Linked DNA regions of Homo sapiens: region 1 is linked to region 2. Evidence: read pairs that join two places in POLR2A ChIA-PET (ENCODE). Cell type or tissue: Caco-2. All regions are shown on one strand. Links, peaks and the distances in the headings refer to the core of each region. The heading gives the core; the rest is flanking DNA. Region 1 overlaps U2AF2 (U2 small nuclear RNA auxiliary factor 2). Region 2 overlaps SSC5D (scavenger receptor cysteine rich family member with 5 domains).

What was found. Peaks named below come from ENCODE experiments on the same cell type or tissue, not always from the same donor. Only the 100,000 strongest peaks of a DNase experiment are listed, where the experiment ranks them.
Region 1: POLR2A ChIA-PET joins it to region 2 with 13 read pairs; 6 of 35 experiments call an interaction of 5 or more read pairs at or near these places.

What each region holds. Positions count from the first base shown.
Region 1 is chr19:55,665,740-55,672,370 of GRCh38, forward strand. It overlaps U2AF2 (U2 small nuclear RNA auxiliary factor 2), which reads left to right. Exons shown (of 12, transcript NM_007279.3): 8 at 2,768-2,847; 9 at 2,931-3,053; 10 at 3,344-3,442; 11 at 3,705-3,953. Among named protein-coding and RNA genes, the nearest start is that of EPN1, 6.2 kb to the right of the region's middle. In Caco-2, for the core only: no CTCF peak of the experiment used is centred there; a DNase peak (open chromatin) is centred at 2,402.
Region 2 is chr19:55,506,128-55,513,366 of GRCh38, forward strand. SSC5D (scavenger receptor cysteine rich family member with 5 domains) reads left to right here. Exons shown (of 14, transcript NM_001144950.2): 13 at 6,884-7,045. Among named protein-coding and RNA genes, the nearest start is that of SSC5D, 21 kb to the left of the region's middle. RefSeq lists a silencer at 1,995-2,289. In Caco-2, for the core only: no CTCF peak of the experiment used is centred there; no DNase peak of the experiment used is centred there.

The sequences.
Region 1 (6,631 bases), core at 1-4,000, 160 kb after region 2:
CCAGGTTCAAGCGATTCTCCTGCCTCAGCCTCCCGAGTAGCTGGGATTACAGGCATGTGCCACCACACCTGCTAATTTTTTGTGTTTTTAGTAGAGATGGGGTTTCACCATGTTGGCCAGGCTGGTCTCAAACTCCTGACTTTGTGACCTGCCTTGGCCTCCCAAAGTGTTGGGATTATAGGCGTGAGCCACTGCTCCCGGCCACTGCCTGTTTTTGTAAGTAAAGATGGATGGCGGTGCAGCTGGCCTCACTGTGCAGCGCCTCCTTCCTGGGTAGGGACGTGTGGTGGGCCTTGGGGAATAGGAACCGTGGGTTATGGATCTAAGGTTGCTTCTCTTACCAGGCTGAGGAGCTTGACTCTTCTGAAGGTGATGGGGTGCTCTGGCAGGGGCTGAGCTGAGGGCAACCCAGTGATAGTGGCTGCCGAGCTCCTCTCAGGCGCCCCCTGCACCAAGATGGCCTGGTCACCATGGGAGGGGACATTGCTCCATCTTACAGATGAGGAAAGAGCTTCGGGACAATGGGGATCCCTGCTGGGTCTTCCCCACACAGCCTCTGCTCCAGGTGTGATGCTTTGTAGATGCAGCCGCTGCAGAGGTATGGGGCCCTGTTTCCCCGCCCAACTCTTGGAACATCCCTGCCAAGCAGGGCTTGTCCTCAGTGATGAGTGGAGGAACTCAAGACTCCGAGAAGATTCCTTTGAAGTTGTTGTCATGTAACAGCGGCTGACCCCACTGACAGTGCTCACAGTGTGTGTCTGGGCTGGGTGGGTCCTGTTGTGGGCATTGAGTCTGGCAGATGCCCGGGCCATGGGGACTGCCGTGCCTGTTCTCACGTCCTCGATTGAATCAGCACTTGGCCTGAGCTGTTCTCACACACGTGGCTCACACGATGGGCACCAGGGTTCTTCCCATTCTACAGATGAAGACACTGAGGCCCTTGGAGGCTCATATGGTACAAACAAGACTTGAACCCAAGGAGCCATGAACCCAGGGAGCCCAACTCTTGTATCCTTGGCTCTGTGTTGCTCAAGTGAGACGGGCAGAGCCAGGGCTCGCGGCTGAGCTTCCAGTGTGACCCATTCTTCCTTGGACCCAGGCAGAGCCTGCAGCCTGCCATGCTGCCTGTGGGGAGTCACAGCTGAGTGTGGGCTCTGGAGGCTGCCTTTTTCCTGCCTGTGTGTCTTTGCTCTGTGCCTCAGTTTTTGCCTTCTGTGCTGTATGTATAGCATTGCAGTAGGAGGTTGAAAGTCTTACAGGATGCCTGGCCCATGGGGTGAGTGCCCGGTGTGTGTTCCTGCTCCCGGGCTGCTGCTACTTGTCCCTGTAGCATAGGAGCTGGGTCTCCTGGGGTCTGTGTGGCCCCAGTCTGGTGGTTGGAGCTGGCTGGGTTGGTGCTTCCAGTTCTGTGGGGGCAGCGTCATCATGGGCTGGAAGGGCTTGAGTGAGTAGGTGGGAGAGGGTGTGTGGGGGCATCTCCCCTCCTTCCATGGGCACAGCGGCTCATGCTTCTGAGGCTCTTTCCCATTTCCTGTCTTACCTATTCCTTCCCAGCATCAGGATGGAGGTGGGATGGGGCCACTCACACTTGGTGTGGAGGCTGCAGAGGAAGGGGAGGCCATATGGCCTAGGTTTTGAACTTGGGAGTCAGGCTGGTTGGTTACCGGGGCCTGGCATAGCTGATATCTGACAGGACGGCGTCAAGTTACATTGGCAGAGCCTGTGGGGTCTCAGGTTGAATCATCCCACCAGCAGGCACTTGTCTGTGAGTCCAGAGTTCAGTGGATAGGGCAGGATCGAGGGCCAGTAAATTCAGCTGATAAGCCCCCACTCTGGTATGTCAGCCCTCGAAGACACTGGATCCTGCATCCCACAGTCAGCCCACAGTTCCCAGTGAGATCAGAGCAGCTAATGCTGCGGATGCTGTTCTGAGACTTCCCGGGCAGCCGCGGCTGCTCATCGTGTCGTGCCACCCCTGTGAGGGCAGTTGCACCCCTGCAGTGGCACCTGCAGTTCTGACAGGGCGTGAAGGGAAGGGACTGAGCTTTTTTTTTTTTTTCCTTTGAGATGGAGTCTCACTCTGTTGCTCAGGCTGGAGTGCAGTGGAGTGATCTCGGCTCACTGCAACCTCCGCCTCCTGGGTTCACGCCATTCTTCTGCCTCAGCCTCCTGAGTAGCTGGGACTACAGGTGCACGCTACCACAGCCCGCTAATTTTTGTGTTTTTAGAGAGACGGGGTTTCACCATGTTGGACAGGATGGTCTTATCTCTTGACCTTGTGATCTGCCCGCCTTGGCCTCCCAAAGTGCTGAGATTACAGGCGTGAGCCCCCGCGCCCGGCCGGGACTGAGCTTTAATGGGAGCCTTGCCTGGGTGGCTGTCAGAGAAGGGGTGGGGTGTGTTGTGACTCACCAGTAGGTCCCGAGCCCAGGTGACCTGCCAGCATTCCACAGCAGCAGGTAGCAGATGTGGGTGTGAACTTTGTGCCTTTGGAGCGTTCTGGAGGATGTTCTAGTTTGAGGTTCCCCTGAGGCTGGGCAGATTTGGGAGACATGGTGCGTTCTCCCCGAGGAGCCTCTGTGTGCCACTGCCCAGGACCCTCACTGGTCAGATAAGGCTGGGGTGGGGTGGGCACGTGGCGACCCCTCCCTCGTCAGATCAGGCAGGAAGTGTTCTCTTTGGCAATTGAGGAGCTCGCCGTAGACTGTCCAGGTTTTGGGAGATAACCTGGTACTGGAATTGAAGTCCTCCTCTTCTCTACCCATAGGGGTTGTGTCCACTGTGGTCCCCGACTCTGCCCACAAGCTGTTCATCGGGGGCTTACCCAACTACCTGAACGATGACCAGGTAACTTCCCTGCCTCCCTCCAGACCCGTCCCCCCACCCCGCCCCACCTCATCCCAGCCCTGATGGACTCTCGGCTACTGCAGGTCAAAGAGCTGCTGACATCCTTTGGGCCCCTCAAGGCCTTCAACCTGGTCAAGGACAGTGCCACGGGGCTCTCCAAGGGCTACGCCTTCTGTGAGTACGTGGACATCAACGTCACGGATCAGGTGAGTCCCCGGTCGCTGGCCGCTGCCGCGTCTGTCCTTCCCTGCCCTGCGCTGTTGCCAAGCCATGGTCTCCCCTCCTCAGGGGACGGGGCGGGAGGCGGCCAACCTGAGGCAGTGCCCTGTGTGTGGGCTCGTCCCTGTCCCATGGCGTTGGCTTTTTCCAGGCTCTTAATCCCCTTTGCCTTCCCCTCTTCCCCCACCAATGCCCCGGCTTGGGGGTAGGTGTCGGGCTCCTGGTCCCTGACCCCACCTCTCCCCGCACCCCCCGACCCCTCATCCTCCAAACACAGGCCATTGCGGGGCTGAACGGCATGCAGCTGGGGGATAAGAAGCTGCTGGTCCAGAGGGCGAGTGTGGGAGCCAAGAATGCCACGCTGGTGAGCCCCCCGGCACGTCATCTTCCATTGGCTTGAGGGACCCTGGGGGTGGGAGGGGCTGGCTAGTAGGGGACAAGTGTTCCTGATCTTTCTCCCAGCTTTCATGGGAAGGCATTTGGGGGGCATTCAGTGCAGTGTTGGGGAGTCGGGCTTTAGGTGTTGGAAGTGGAGAGATGGCCTTTCCCCTGGGGGGGCATGTGAGGGGCCTAGGCTTGAGCAGAGGGAGACTGGGTCTGGGCCCCCTGTGACGCCGCTGCCTCCCCTGGCCCCACAGAGCACCATCAATCAGACGCCTGTGACCCTGCAAGTGCCGGGCTTGATGAGCTCCCAGGTGCAGATGGGCGGCCACCCGACTGAGGTCCTGTGCCTCATGAACATGGTGCTGCCTGAGGAGCTGCTGGACGACGAGGAGTATGAGGAGATCGTGGAGGACGTGCGGGACGAGTGCAGCAAGTACGGGCTTGTCAAGTCCATCGAGATCCCCCGGCCTGTGGACGGCGTCGAGGTGCCCGGCTGCGGAAAGGTCAGGAGGCCTCGGGCTCAGTGCTCTCTCACCCTCTGCCCCTCCTCTTCTCCGCGCCCTCTTTCTTCCTCTCTTGCTCCCTCACCCTCTCCCCCTCCTCTTCTCCGCGCGCTCTTTCTTCCTCTCTCTCTCCTCTCGCAGCGCGTGCGTATAGGTGTATGCCATCACTGAGTGCCGCCCTCAGGCCGGGCCATGGGAGATGTTGGTGACCCTGAGGGGTTTGTGGCCCTGTGGGGGCCCAAGACCTGCAGGCGAGACAGTAGTTGGGGAATGTAGCTCTGTATCGCTGTAGAACTTGGCCCTGCTCCCCCTTATATGGCCTGGCTTGTGCAAATGGTTTTGCCTGGTCTGTGGAGTGGGGAAGAGTGCCGGGAACAGTCCCGAGACACCTGCTGGTGTCTCCTGTGTGCCAGGCACCCTGCCGAAGCTGTGTCTGTGCTCACCCTGAGCCCTCCCCGTAGCCCCTGAGCCCCATCGTGGAAGGAGACAGGCACAGCGGGGGTGGCTCACACTGGCAGGTTTCAGGTTCTCGGAGTCTGATTTCAGACTCTGCTAAGTCCTGTCACCTCCAGCGCCGTGACAGGTGTAATCACCTCACCTCTCTGCCTCATGAGATGGTGGTGGTGAGGGCGTGTGACCTGCTCTTTGATCCCCTTGCTGGGTGTATGTATGGAATTCCCATCGTACCAGGCTCTGATCTAGACGCTGAGGGTTCAGTTGTGAATAGAGGTCCCTGCTGTCCGTGCACCCTGCTGTCCCGTGCACCCTGCTGTCCCGTGCACCCTGCTGTCCGTGCACCCTGCTGTCCGTGCACCCTGCTGTCCCGTGCACCCTGCTGTCCCTGCACCCTGCTGTCCGTGCAGCTGTTAGAGGACCTGCATGCCGTATTGAGTCGGGGCAGGGGCCGCATTCCTGGGTGTACTGTTCGTTCAGGGTGGTCAAGGTCAAGAGGTGGCAGTGAGCAGGTGAGTGAGCGAGGTGGTGGGGCCAGGGCTGAGTGGCAGGCCTTGGAGGGCTGCCTGGGTCTTGGAACGACCGCTTATTTTGAGCCAGATGGGAGGGAAGCAATACTGAGAGGCCTCCAGGGTGGTCACGCCTGGCAGATGGAAATGACCCCACATAGTGAGGTTGGGGGTGGGTGCGGAGGCACAGCAGGTACTTCCCCTGGCCCTGGCTTCCCTGCTGAGCCCTGCAGGGCAGGATGTGGATCAGCAGGAGGGCAGAGAGGGTGCTGTGGACAGGAGGGCTTGCCGGGAGCTGGCAGGGTTGGTCTTGCCAAAGCGATGCCACAGCCAGGTTTGTCAGGACCAAGGCTGGCTCTGCAGGGCCAGATCGGGCGTGGGGGCCTTCTTATGTCATGGAAGCAGCTCGGCTTTCCCCTGGAGTTGGTGGCCTTTTGAAGGAGAAAACAGGACTGTGGTGGTGGCATTTTTGAGGTGATTGTGGCTGCAGTTGGGAAAATGAATGAGGTCTCCCGCAATAATCTGGTGAAAGATGGTGATCTGATTTAAAGTAGTAGCAGGGGATGGAGAGAAGTTGATGGATTTGAGGGAGACTTGTGCCTGGGAAGTGTCCAGACTTTGGTGATGGGTGTGGGTTTGTGGGGAGGGGAGGAGAAGGCCTATGAGCTGCTTAGTGGCAGCTCTGATGGTGGGGATGGCAGGTGAGATGCAGGGGTGATGAGCACCTTGTCGGGGGTGAGCGGGGGGTGGGGGGCAGCTAGCTGGCTTTGCGGTTTCTGAGACACCCAGTAGAGATGTCAAGGAAAAATTAGCTGGACAGGTCTGTGTTCCCAGCATGAGGGCTGATGGACACTCAGGTGTCTGTCGAGGCCCTGCTTGGGATGTCGGAGTGGTTTGCCCAGGGAGAGCAGGGTTGGGGAGGGCGGCTGGAGAGGTGGAAGGAGCATCTTAGAAAAGGGGCATGGGGAAGGCCAACGGCATCTCCTCTCACTGCAGCTCCTGCCCACTGCCCTCCAGAGTCCCCTTCCCTTGAGCTGGTATGTCAGGGCTGCTCAGGGCTGCCCTCTGGTGCTGGGATGGAGCTTGGCTCAAGCAGGGGCTGAGGAAACATTTGTGGGAAGAAGGAATGGAGAGACCCTGGCCTTTGGGATCAGCTGACCTGTTTTGCATATTAAATTTATTGCATCGGCGGCCCGGCGAGGTGGCTCACGCCTGTAATCCCAGCACTTTGGGAGGCCGAGACGGGCGGATCATGAGGTCAGGAGTTGGAGACCAGCCTGGCCAATGTGGTGAAACCCCATCTCTACTAAAAAATACAAAAATTAGCCAGGCATGGTGGCGGTGCGTGCCTGTAATCCCAGCTACTCAGGAGTCTGAGGCAGGAGAATTACTTGAACCCGGGAGGCGGAGGTTGCAGTGAGCCAAGATTACGCCACTGCACTCCAGCCTGGGTGACAGAGCAAGACATGGTCTCAGAAAAAAAAAAAAAAAATTACTGCATTGTATTGTTTTATTCTTAAATTTTTTGTTACATGTCTTTTCAAATATACTTAAAAGTAGGGACTATGATAGTGATACGTTTTTATCATAGTATATGTGCTAATATTTTGGTGTTCCTTCATCTGGCTTCAAGTTACCAATATTTTGTCATTCTTAATTTTCATATTCAGCTTATTTCTCCCCCCTCCTTTTTCTTTGCTGGATTATTTTAAGGCT
Region 2 (7,239 bases), core at 1,300-5,299:
AAGTCCCCTTTTGCCACGTAAAGTAACATATTCACAGTTTCTGTGGATTGGGGCACACACATCTTTGGGCGAGGGGCATATTATCTTGTCTATCATGGATCTATCTGGAATCCCTAGTGTCTAGGGCAGTGCTTGAAACTCAGTAGTTAATTTTTATGTTATTTGTTAAATGAATGAACAAATGAGAGATGACATTGTAAGTCTAAGAGACACTGGAGATGAGATTGGAGGCCTGTGGAATTTGGATTTTTTTTTTTTTTTTTTTTTTTTTTTTTTTTTTTTTTTGAGACGGAGTCTCGCTCTGTCGCCCAGGCTGGAGTGCAGTGGCGTGATCTTGTCTCACTGCCAGCTCTGCCTCCCGGGTTCACACCATTCTCCTGCCTCAGCTTCCCGAGTAGCTGGGACTACAGGCGCCCACCACTATGCCCGGCTAATTTTTTGTATTTTTAGTAGAGACGGGGTTTCACTGTGTTAGCCAGGATGGTCTCGATCTCCTGACCTCGTGATCTGCCTGCCTCGGCCTCCCAAAGTGCTGGGATTACAGGCGTGAGCCACCGCGCCCGGCCGGAGTTTGGATTTTTATGGAGCAGCATTTCTTCAGGCTTCCTGGATGATGGAGTTTGGAGATACAAACGTCAGTTCATGTGTCAAATGCCTACTGTGTGACAGAGCATGTACTAACTACTGGGAGGTAGTGTTAGGGAGCAAAGCAGGGGAAGGGGCAGGGGAGACTGAGGGTTGCAGTTTAAAATAGGATGGCCAGGTGTGGTGGCTCATGTCTGTAATCCCAGCACTTAGGGAGGCTGAGGCAGAGGGATCGCTTGAACCCAGGAGTTCAAGACCAGCCTGGCCAACATGGCGAAACCCTGTCTCTACTAAAAATACAAAAAAATTAGCCTGGTGTGGCGGTGCATGCCTATAATCCCAGCTCCTCGGGAGGCTGAGGCAGGAGAATCGCTTGAACCTGGGAGGCGGAGGCCACAGCGAGCCAAGATTGTGCCACTGTACTCCAGCCTGGGTGACAGAGACTGTCTCGAAAAAAATAAATAAATAAAAATAAAATAAAAAATTCACCAAGCAGGGGCGTGCTCCTGTAGTTCCAGCTACCCGGGAGGTTGAGGCAGAAGAATCACTTGGGCCCTGGAGGTTGAGGCTGTAGTAAGCCATGGTCAAGCCACTGCACTGCAGCCTGGATGAGTGAGACCCCGTCTCAAAAAAAAAAAAAAAAAAAAAAAGGATGGTTAAGAGACATTTTACGGGCCGGGCGCGGTGCCTCACTCTAGTCCCAGCACTTTGGCAGGCTGAGGCAGGTGGATCACCTGAGGTCAGGAGTTCCAGACCAGCCTGGCCAACATGGTGAAATCCCGTCTCTACTAAAAATGCAAACAATTAGCCGGGTGTGGTGGTGCATGCCTATAATCCCAGCTACTCGGGAGGCTGAGGCAGGAGAATCCTTTAAACCCAGGAGGCGGAGGTTGCAGTGAGCCGAGATCCCGCCACTGCACTCCAGCCTGGGTGACAGAGCGAGACTCCGTCTCAAAAAAAAAAAAAAAAAAAAAAAGAAAAAAAGAGACATCTTACTAAGAAGGTGCCATTTAAGTGAGAAGGCCCTGAGGCCCTGAGGTGGGTGCATGCTCTGCTGGTTCAAGAAATAGCAACAAGGTGGATGGGACTAGAGCGGAGTGTTGGGTGGAAACGGTGGCAGCGGGGGAGATGGGGAATGGACTGTAGGGGCCAGCGTGGATGCAGGGAGCCCGGGAGGTCCAGGGGAGAGTGACAATGGCTCTGATCAGGGTGGCAGTGGAGACCAAGGGAGATGTGGATGTATTCAAGCCATATTCTGGGGTTTGAGCTGATGGAGCTGAGTGATGGGTTGGGGACAGTGAGGAGAGGGAGGCAGGGAACGGGTACCTTTTACCAGGTCGGGGAGCTCTGTGAGGTGGGGGCACAGCAGCCAGAGTGGGGATATCAGGAGATATTAGCTGTGCATCCTGGAGGTCCAGGGAGCGCCTGGGCTGAGGATATAACTTAGCGAGATGGAATTTGAAGCTGTGGGAGTGGATGTGACTGCACAGATAGACAGCTGTGTCTAATGTAGTTCCCGCCACTGCCAGCTGGGAAGCCGGGGAGACCCGTGCTTGGGGTATCGCCGGAGGTTTATCACCCTATGAGGTCATGCAGGGAGAAGAGGATCCAGGACTAAATATGAGATTAACTTTAGAGGTTGGATGATGATGAGGATAATGGTAGCTGCTATTTTATCGCGTGCTCTCCATGGGCCAGGCGCTGTTCAAAGTGCATCCTGTGGTTACACTCCCTTCCTCCCCATGCAGCCTTGTGAGGTGAGTCCTATCCTTAGCTTGATTTTACAGATAAGGAAACTGAGGTAGGGAGAGGTCAGGATTGCAAAAGGCTGAACTTGGATTCAGACTCCAGATTCCACACCCTTGCTGGCTCTAGCCTTGGAGAGTGGGAAGGACAGAATTAGGTCTGTAGAATCCAGGGCGCATGCAGCAGGGATGGCCTCATCCACAGGGGATGGGGGGAGGCCTCCTGAGGGCATGGCCTGTGGACTAACTCCTATACAGCAGGGATGGCCTCATCCACAGGGGATGGGGGGAGGCCTCCTGAGGGCATGGCCTGTGGACTAACTCCTATACAGCAGGGATGGCCTCATCCACAGGGGATGGGGGAGGCCTCCTGAGGGCATGGCCTGTGGACTAACTCCTATACAGCAGGGATGGCCTCATCCACAGGGGATGGGGGGAGGCCTCCTGAGGGCATGGCCTGTGGACTAACTCCTATACAGCAGGGATGGCCTCATCCACAGGGGATGGGGGAGGCCTCCTGAGGGCATGGCCTGTGGACTAACTCCTAAAGGATGAATAAAGGCTTGCCAGGGAAGGAAGGGGTGAGACTTGGGAGATATGTACCCAGAGGGAAAGAGAACCATTTAGAACCAGGTAGATCTGCTGGGGTCTGGAGCTGGATGCTGTCCCTTAGCTGTGTTACCCCAAGAAAGTTTCTTGCCCTCTCTGGGCATCAGTTTGGCCATCTTTGTGAATCAGCAGCCTCCCCAGCCACCCTCTCCCCATAAGACCAGCAAAAATGACACCGTCTGGCAGCATGAAGGCTGTAGGATAAAGGTGTGAGTGAGGATCCCCATGCACTTAGTGGGGCAGGTTCGCAGTATCTAAGGAGATACATCTGCTTCCATACAGCAATTCCACAACGAGGCGTCGAGAAATTCTCGCCCATGAGCCTAAGGACATGGGCACAAAGAGTTCACTGAAGCCATATTTGTGACAGCAAAACACTGGGAGTAACCGAAATGCCCATCAACAGGAGCATAGATTAATACCCAGCTGTATATCCATGCAATCGAGTAGTACGTAGAGGTTCACAGAATGAGCCAGAGTTATGTGTATCTTTTTATTCTTTTTTTTTTTTCCAAGACGGAGTCTCACGCCTGTAATCCCAGCACTTTGAGAGGCTGAGGCAGGCAGATCACCTGAAGCCAGGAGTTCGAGACCAGCCTGGCCAACATGGTTAAACACTGTCTCTACTTAAAATACAAAAAAATTAGCTGGGCATGGTGGCAGGCGCCTGTAATCCCAGCTACTAGGGAGGCCAAGGCAGGAGAATGGCTTGAAACTGGGAGGCGGAGGCTGCAGTGAGCCGAGATCTTGCCATTGCACTGCAACAAGAGCGAAACTCTGTCTCAAAAAAAAAAAAAAAAAAAAAAGAGAAAAAGAAAAAAAAAAGAAAGAAATACGCGTATGAGAATGAGAAACCAGATTTCCGACAGTGCATTCTGAGAGTACACAGGAGGCTGCCATTTTAAAAGGAAGACGGCTTCAATTTGTGTTCTTTTTTTTTTGTTTTTTTGTGACAGGGTCTTGCTCTGTCACCCAGGCTGGGGTGCAGTGGCATGATCACAGCTCACTGCAACCTCCGCCTCCAAGGCTCAAGTGATTCTCATGCCTCAGCCCCCCAGTTAACTGGGACTACTGGTGTGCCCCACCACACCTGGCTAATTTTTGTAATTTTTAGTAGAGACGGGGTTTCAACATGTTGGCCAGGCTGGTTCTGAACTCCTGGGCTCAACTGATCCACCTGCCTTGGCCTCCCAAAGTGCTGGGATTACAGGCGTGAGCCGCCGTGCCCAGCTTGATTTGTGTTCTTCATGGAGTCTTCCTAAAACCCAACATCTTGAAAATACATCTTTTTGGTTTTTTTAGATGGAATTTTGCTCTTGTTGCCCAGGCTTGAGTGCAGTGACATGATCTTGGCTCACTGCAACTTCCGCCTCCCAGGTTCAAGTGATTTTCCTGCCTCAGCTTCCTGAGTAGCTGGGATTACAGGCATGTTCCACCACGCCTGGCTAATTTTTGTATTTTTAGTAGAGATGGGGTTTCACCATGTTGGTCAGGCTAGTCTCAAACTCCTGACCTCGTGATCCGCCCACCTCAGCCTCCTAAAATGCTGGGATTACAGGCGTGAGCCACCATGCCCAGCTGAAAATATATCTTTAGTGATTCACTGCTAATGGGTTTTTTTCCCTGGACTATTTTTTCTTTTTTCTTTTTTAATTAATAGTACCACTAATGGTGGTGTTTTTGTTTTTGTTTCTTGGTTTGCTTTTATGTTTGTTTGCTTGTTTGTTTTTGAGAAGGAGTCTCACTCTATGGTCCAGGCTGGAGTACAGTGGTGTGAGCTCAGCTCACTGCAACCTCTCCTTCATGGGTTCAGGCGATTCTCCCGCCTCAGCCTCCTGAGTAGCTGGGATTACAGGTGCCCGCCACCATGCCCAGCTAATTTTTGTATTTTTCGTAGAGACAGGGTTTCACCATGTTGGCCAGGCTGGTCTTGAACTCCTGACCTCAGGTGATCTGCCTGCCTCGGCCTCTCAAAGTGCTGGGATTACAGGCGTGAGCCACCACACCCGGCCATTACCACTAATGGTTTTTCAGGTTTCCTAATGGGTATGGATATCTGGTAGGATTTTATAGCTACCCTTTTAAGGTGTCTAATAGAAATGGAAAGGTATTTGATTAAGAATGGTTAATAATACGAAGGCATGACGGAGGTGTCTGCTGTGCCTGGCATCAGGGTGAAATTTGACCCTTGTTCTATCAGCGTGCAGTGTCTTAGCAGGTAACGGAGCAAGGGATTTCTGTAATTGGGACCACTAGCCACAGAGCTTAAGGCGACATCGGTCAACTTGCCCAAGGTCTTGGACACTGCCCTTCTGCCTGGTTTTGCGTTTGGAATGAGAAAACATCCTAACGGGCTCAGTTGGGTAGGAAATGAAGAGGAAGGGAATTCGGGGTGGGGGCGGCAGCGTGGGCAGAGGCTGGGAGGTGTGAAAAGCCTGCGCGTTGTGGTTGTTCCCAGTGTTTTGCTGTCACAAATATGGCTGCTATGAACTCCTTGTACCCATGAATCCCTGGGCTCATGGGTAAGGATTTCTCAGCACCTCCTTGTGGAATTGCTTGTGGAAGCAGGCATGTCTCCCTAAACACTGCAAACCTGCCCTCCTAACTCAAGGTCAGGGTCCAGCGTGAGCAGAGCATCGTGTAGGACGAGACGATGCTGGAGAAGCTGGCAGGGGCTGGTTATGAAGGAAGATGGTGTCTGTGGGCCGTGGGGACTCATGGAAGGGTTTAGGGTGGAAAGGGGCAGGTGTCTGCCAGTTTTTAAGAGGCCTCCAGGATCAGTGTGGGGGGCCAGGGTCTCAGGGGAAGTTGGTTTGATGATTCGGATAGGCAATGAGTATGGAGTGTTTTGTTCGGGTGATGAAAGTGTTCTCAATTTTGATTGTGGCGATGGTCACGCAAGCTTGTGAGTGGGTAAACCCCCTCAGTTGCAATTTCAAGCTGATGAATTGCATGATACGTGACCTGTATCTCAAGGAAGCTGTTGTTGAGGCCGGGCACGGTGGCTCACACCTGTAGCTCACTTTGGGAGGCTGAGGCAGGAGAATCACTTGACCCCGGGAGGCAGAGCTTGCAGTGAGCCGATATTGCGCCACTGTACTCCATCCTGGGTGGCAGAGTGAGACTTGGTCTCAAAAAAAAAAAAAAAGAAAAGAAAAGAAAGCTGTTGTTTGTATAAAGCTAGGACTGAATTATCATTCTATTCTCCCTAAATAAAATGGCATACATATATGTATATATATTATACATTTATATGTTATATAAAATTGCTATTATATAGAGATTAAGTGCATTTGGCCAAAAAAAAAAAAAAGGAAAAATAGTATTATAGAGATGTTCCAGGCAGTGAATTAATAAAGATGTTATGGTTTTTCCCCCGCTAGGGCAGGAGCCTTGAGGAATTAAAATAATAAATTCCTTTTTTTTTTTTTTTGAGGCGGTGTCTCGCTCTGTCACCCAGGCAGGAGTGCAGTGGCACAGTCTTGGCTCACTGCAACCTCTGTCTCCCAGGTTCAAGTGATTCTCCTGTCTCAGCCTCCCGAGTAGCTGGGATTATAGGCGTGTGCCACCATACCCAGCTAATTTTTTGTATATTTAGTGCAGATGGGGTTTCTCCATGTTGGCCAGGCTGGTCTTGAGCTCCTGACCTCAAGTGATCTGCCTGCCTCAGCCTCCCAAAGTGCTGGGATTACAAGCTTGAGCCACGGCGCCAGGCCCAAATGCCCTTCATTTTATGTGCTAGTTTAGTGACCGTTTCCGTCGTTGGTAGCCAAAAACATCCCAGCTGAATGGAGAAGGTCTCCACGAGGTCAGGTAGGGCTGCAGTGGCGGTGCAGTTGAGACGGGATGATGCCTGAACTGGGGCTGGCCCAGGAGGAGAGAGACGGGGAGTCAAACTCAAAGGGAAGTTGGAAGACTCAATCCTCTTCCCCATATCTCTCTAGGCAGCAAAGATGGTTACAAGCTTCCCTGGACGTGGGACACACCATCAGGAAGGGGCCTGGCTGAGGGGACCCCTACCGCAGGCAAACTAGGACCAACTCTTGGGGCTGGCACCACCAGGAGCCCAGGCAGTCCTCCAACTCTGAGAGTCCATGGAGACACAGGTGAGACACGTGGCTGGGGTGAGGAGACTGGGACGGTATTTGTCCTGGGGTAAAGAGACAGATTCCAGACTCCCCACTGGAACCCTTACCCCAGAAAGACTCAGCAGAAATATACCCTAAAACAAAGGGTTATCGGCTGAGCATGGTGGCTCATGCCTGTAATCACAGCACTTTGGGAGGCCGAGTTGGGAGGA